Regions from separate parts of the Homo sapiens genome. Here region 2 is linked to region 1. A link is an interaction called in ENCODE POLR2A ChIA-PET data of the cell type or tissue named here. Cell type or tissue: A673. All regions are shown on one strand. Links, peaks and the distances in the headings refer to the core of each region. The heading gives the core; the rest is flanking DNA. Region 1 has its middle 7.6 kb from the start of NCOR2. Region 2 overlaps NCOR2 (nuclear receptor corepressor 2).

Evidence for each region. ChIA-PET counts read pairs that join two places held together with the same protein. Peaks named below come from ENCODE experiments on the same cell type or tissue, not always from the same donor. Only the 100,000 strongest peaks of a DNase experiment are listed, where the experiment ranks them.
Region 2: POLR2A ChIA-PET joins it to region 1 with 17 read pairs; 11 of 35 experiments call an interaction of 5 or more read pairs at or near these places.

The regions. Positions count from the first base shown.
Region 1 is chr12:124,573,855-124,576,662 of GRCh38, forward strand. No RefSeq gene overlaps it. Among named protein-coding and RNA genes, the nearest start is that of NCOR2, 7.6 kb to the left of the region's middle. In A673, for the core only: no CTCF peak of the experiment used is centred there; no DNase peak of the experiment used is centred there.
Region 2 is chr12:124,521,473-124,524,280 of GRCh38, forward strand. The region is part of intron 2 of NCOR2 (nuclear receptor corepressor 2); the gene reads right to left. Among named protein-coding and RNA genes, the nearest start is that of NCOR2, 45 kb to the right of the region's middle. RefSeq lists an enhancer at 1-93. In A673, for the core only: no CTCF peak of the experiment used is centred there; no DNase peak of the experiment used is centred there; H3K27ac peaks cover 1,490 bases.

The sequences.
Region 1 (2,808 bases), core at 59-2,558:
GAGGCCCTTCTGATCTCACAGTCCTGCAGAAACCTCACTGAGGATGTCGCTCAGAGTCCCCAGCCAGCCCCCACTTACCCTTGCTGCAAGAAACTGCAATGTCACCCCCGGCTTCCTCTGCTCCTTCAGTTAAGACACTGTTTACATTTCAGAAAGAATGGAGCTGGGAACAAACTCAGGCCCCCCTCTGATAGGCCCGATGATCTCTGAAGATCAACAGCTCGCTTTCTCCCAGGGGTTCCCCCTCATTTCTGGGGTGTTGTCCCACCAGGGCATCTGCTTGAGTCTTTGCTCTCAGGCACCATGGGTGGGAGCACAGGAGGGCCCCATCAAGGGGAGCGATCCAGCGAGGATGACATGGTCCCTGCAGTCTTGCTCTCCTGAATGGCGGTGGTGGGGCTGGCTAGGTGGATCCTGCCATCTCTCCAATGGGACAGCCCGCAGCTGTGAACAAGCCTGAGAATAAGCTGTACCTTCTGTTCCCGTGGGGGCAGACCTCCCAGATACATTGTTTAGCGCAAAAGCACGTGCAGTGCTGGGTGTGCAGTGTGGTACCTTTTGTGCAGAAAAGCGGGGAGGGGTAAGTGTGCTTAGGCTGCCGGGCTATGCATGATACTTTTTGGCATATATTAATGGGGTACAAGTGCAATGTTGCTACATTGTTATATTGCACTGTGGTGAAGGCAAAGTGTTAGGATGCACCCATCATGGGAGCCATGCGCCTTATGTCCACCAAGCAACCTCCCGCCATCTAACCCCCTCCCATGTCCCCACGCCTCTCGGTCTCCAATTCCATCATTCCACACTCTGCTTCCATGTGTACACATTATTTAGCTCCCACTTGTAAGTGAAAACATGCAGTATTTGCTTTTTTTTTTTTTTTTTTTTTTTTGAGACAGAATCTCGCTCTGTCACTCAGGCTGGAAGTTCAGTGGCGTGATCTTGGCTCACTGCAACCTCCACCTCCCAGGTTCAAGTGATTCTCCCGCCTCAGCCTCCCAAGTAGCTGGGACACCACCATGCCCAGCTAATTTTTGTATTTTTAGTAGAGACGGGTTTCACCATGTTGGCCAGGCTGGTCTCGAACTCCTGGCCTCAACCAATCTGCCCGCCTTGGCCTCCGAAAGTGCCTGGGATTCCAGGCATGGCCCACTGCGCCCGGCCAGTATTTGTCTTTCTGTGTCTGAGTCGTTTCGCTTAGGATAATGGACTCCAGTTCTATCCACATTGCTGCAAAAGACAGGATTTCATTCTTTCTTATAACTAAATAGTGATCCATGGTGTATAGGTACCACACTTTCTTTATTCAATCCTTCATTGATGGACACTTAGATTGATTCCATATCTTATATGCATGAAGACTTCTGCAAGGAGATTAATTCAGGCGTGCCCACTGTGTGCGAGGCACCACACTAGGTGTGTGAGATATAGCAGTGAATGAGATAGGCAGTCTCTGCCTCCGTGGAGCTGACATTCTAAAGAGAGGGATGCATAATTAAAACTCAATAAATATATCATTCCCTGGATGAGAAGGTGGTAAGTGCTCTGCAAGAAATAAATCCAGAAAGGAAGGCCAGGCACTGTGACTCACTCCTGGAATCCCAGCACCTTGGGAGGCCAAGGTGGGTGGATCACCTGAGGTCAGGAGTTCGAGACCAGCCCGGCCAACATGGTGAAACCACCTCTCTACCAAAAATACAAAAATTAGCTGGGCATGGTAGTAGGTGCCTGAAATCCCAGCTACTTGGGAGGCTGAGGAAGGTGAATCGCTTGAACCCGGGAGGCAGAGGTTGCAGTGAGCCACGATCGCATCACTGCACTCCAGCCTGGGTGACAGAGCGAGACTCAGTCTCAAAAAGATAATGAATAAATCAGGAAAGGAAGGTAGTGTGCACAGGTGTGGGAGGTCAGGGAAGTATCTGGGAGAAAGCACAACAGGCAGAGGGAACCACCAGTGCAAAGGCCCTGGGGTGGGAATGTGCCTGGTGTATTCCTGGAACAGCAAAGAGCCCCGTGTGAGAACAGTGGATGGAGTGGGCAGTTCAGGGAGGGACATATGGCAGGAGCCAGGGAGAGGTTGGGGAGGACACAGGACAAATTGACAGCAGAGGTTGCCTCTGGGTGGGGGCTGGGGGAGGATGTGACAAGGGCAGGTGCAGGGGACGCCCTGGGAAATGGGGGTTGAGGCAGAGGGTCACTTGCTCTGACCATGTCTGTGTGAAATGTTTACAGATGGAAAATGCTTTCTTGCTTTGTTTTTCAGCTTGGATATCTGGTTTTGGACATCCCTGCGTGCACTTCTGGAGTCTTTCGAGATTCAAGGAGGTCTCCTTTCCAGCATCTTTGCCCCACATTTTCTCCTTCTCAGCCTCCCTGAGAATGTTAGGAATTAGCCCCTGGGTGGCCTCACCCTCTGCTTGGGCCTGGAAAGCCAACCCCTGCCCCTTCCCTTCTTCCCAGGGCACAGACACGCACAGACACACACACAGATGGTGAAAGAGCCTGCACTGCAGTGGTGACTGTTGCTGCATCCAACTCTAAAGCAGCCCTGGCCCAAACCGCCCCGCTCAGACCTGGACCAAGGGGAGATCAGACCCCAAAGGCCTGTCCAGAGTGGGTGCGACCTGCGGTCTTAGAACTGAGCTTGTTTGTCCCTCCTGGGTTCCCTCTGGCTTCTGCCTGTCCGAGCCAGTCATACTGGATCTCTCATTTTAAAAATGAATGCTGCTGGTCCCCCTGGCTCAGAAGGGTCCTCCAGGCCTCTCTGGTGCCTGCCAGAATTATTGTAAGCCCAGCATTGCACGTGAA
Region 2 (2,808 bases), core at 99-2,598, 52 kb before region 1:
AACCTCAAACACATTGTGCGGAGTGAAAGAAGCCAAAACCCACAGTGCATGATTCCGTCCAGGAGAAATACCCAAAATAGGTAAGTCCACAGAGGCAGAAGGCAGATTGGTAGCTGCCAGGGGCTGCGGGAGGCGGCAACGTGAAGTGACCCCACCGGTACAGGGTTCCTTTTGGGGTGATGAGGACATTTTTTGGATAGAAGGGGTGGGTGCTCAACATTGTGATTGTACTAAGAACTCATGAACTGTTCATGTTAAAATGGTAAATTATATGTGATGTGAATTTCACCTCAACTGAAAATAAATAGGCCGGGCGCAGTGGATCGCTTGAGGCCAGGAGCTCAAGACCAGCCTGGCTATCATGGCAAAACCCCATCTCTACTAAAAATACAAAATTCAGTCAGGTGTGGTGGCGCATACCCGTAATTCCAGCTACTCAGGAGGCTGAGGTAAGAGAATTGCTTGAACCAGGAGGCAGAGGCTGCAGTGAGCCAAGATCATGCCACTGCACTCCAGCCTGGGCAACAGAGCAAGGCCGCATCTCAAATAAACAAATAAATAAACAAAAAGATGGTGTTGCTGAATGCACACCACTCCAGCCCAGTTTACCGACTTCCTGAAAGCTGGGTCCAACTCCCAGCAGGTAGGAGTTCCTCACCCAGGCCTGGAGCTATCAGACATTCGAGAAGCATCTGCTGAGCCCCTACTGTATGTGCTGAGCACTGGAAATATGGCAGTGAACAAGACAAAATTACATTTTACATTTTAATTTTAAAATACATGAGTGATTAAAATAAAGTTCACAACTGTATTCGTTTCCTGTGGCTGCTATAACAAATTATTACAAATTGGGTGGCTGAAACCAGCGACCTATCCTCTCACAGTTCTGGAGGCCAGAAATCCAAGCTCAAGGTGTCACCAGGGCCACACACCCTCCAAAGACTCTGCAGGGGGAGCCTTCTCTGTGTCTTCCAGTTCCCAGTGGCTCCTGGCGTTCCTTCCGTCTTCACGTGGACTTCTCTGCTGTGTGTCTTCTCTTAGAACACTTGTCATTGGATTTAGGGCCCATCCTATTCCAGGATGATCCCATCTTGAGACCCTTACCTTAGTGACATCTGCGAAGACCTGTGGTCCAAATAAGGCCAAGGTCATATTCACAGTTTCCAAGTGTACCTATGTTTCATGGGCCATGACTCAACCCACTACCAAAGCCAAGACCTCAAAGTGGCAGCAGTCGCATGCCCGGAAACACCTTTGGTGCCCCTTTCCTTTCCCGCTAGTTCCAGAAAACTGGCTGGAAGCTGCAGAGGAGAGCTCCAGGGATCTCCGGGATGGCCCCAGGGCCCCCCTATAGCCGACAGAGCTGGAAACAGACCTGAGAGATCCCACAGCCACCCTCTCCGGCCTGAGCCTGCTAAAAACTGGCCCCAAGGAACCCAAATCCCCTTCCCTGTGGCAGGCATCCATGAGCCAGCCACTCGTGGGCAGCTTGAGGAAAGGGGCCTGCCTCCTGGATGGGGAGGCCAGACACAGGCCATCACCTCTGCCCCTAAATAAAGACACTCCCCAGACCAAAATGCATCCTATTTCCCCATCCAGGCCCGGGATTCTTCTCCACAAAAGCATCAAAATGAAGCCCTGACCACGTTGGCTAAGGGAAGCCAACGGTACTCCAGGGCTGTTTTTCTGCATGTTGTTTTTATTTTTAAAAGGGGCCGCCCCCACCCACAGCAGCTGTGAGCTGGCAGCTGGCAGAGTTAATTGCTCACTCAAGACTCACTTCCAACTGCAGCACCATCCGGCACGCCAGAATACCATGGGCACCCAGCAACTGGCAAGGACGGCTGGGGGCAGGGGGCAGGTGGCTGCCTGTTCTGGGGCTCCTGGGAACCCACACCCCGGTGGCAGGGGCAGCGGCAGAGGAAAGAGGAGTGCCCAGGAATGCTCCACGCCAGCCAGCTGGATCCCAGGGACCTAACCCGGGAAGGACACATCACGCCGGCCAGCATCACCCAAGCTCTCAGTGTGCCAGGGTCAGTGGGCTTCACGCGGCCTCCACTGTGCCTTACAACCGGCGTGTCCAGTCTTTTGGCTTCACTGGGCCACACTAAAAGAACTGTCTCGGATCACACATAACACTAACACTAACCATAGCTGATGAACTAAAAAAAAAAAAAACAAAAAACCGAAAAACAATCTGTTTTAAGAAAGTTTACAAATTTGTGTTGGGCTGCATTTAAAACCGTCCTGAGCCGCAGGTTGGACAAGCTTGCCTTACAACAATCCTATGGGGTGCTGTCATACCCATTCCATTAATACATACTGGGAAACTGAGGCAGAGAGCAGTGAAGTGACTTGCCCAAGGGGACGGGGCTGGGAAGTGGCAATGTCGGTTTTGAACTCAGCAAGTGTGAAACCCGCATCTACGACACTAACCACTAGACTATACTGTCTCCAAGAATGTCAGGCCCCACTGGAGACATGGTATTGTTCTCTGAGAAACTGCTGTGGCCGTGGGCCTTGACTTTCAGAAATGGCATCTCCAATGGTGTCAGACGTGACTTCCCAAGACTTGAGACCTTCTGGAACAGCCCATGGGACATTCTACCCAGATCACAGTGGGGACAAAATACTTTAAAAGTCACTGCTAAGAAGAGGCTATAAAATGGTGACAGCCAGTTGTGGCCATGAAGAAAACTTGTTCTGGCCCATTCAATGTTTTTTAAAAACTAGGCCATTCCTTATAAAATCCAGATTTCCAGCTTCTCTTGGAAAACCATCAGAATACCCAGCATGCCAGTTAGCCAC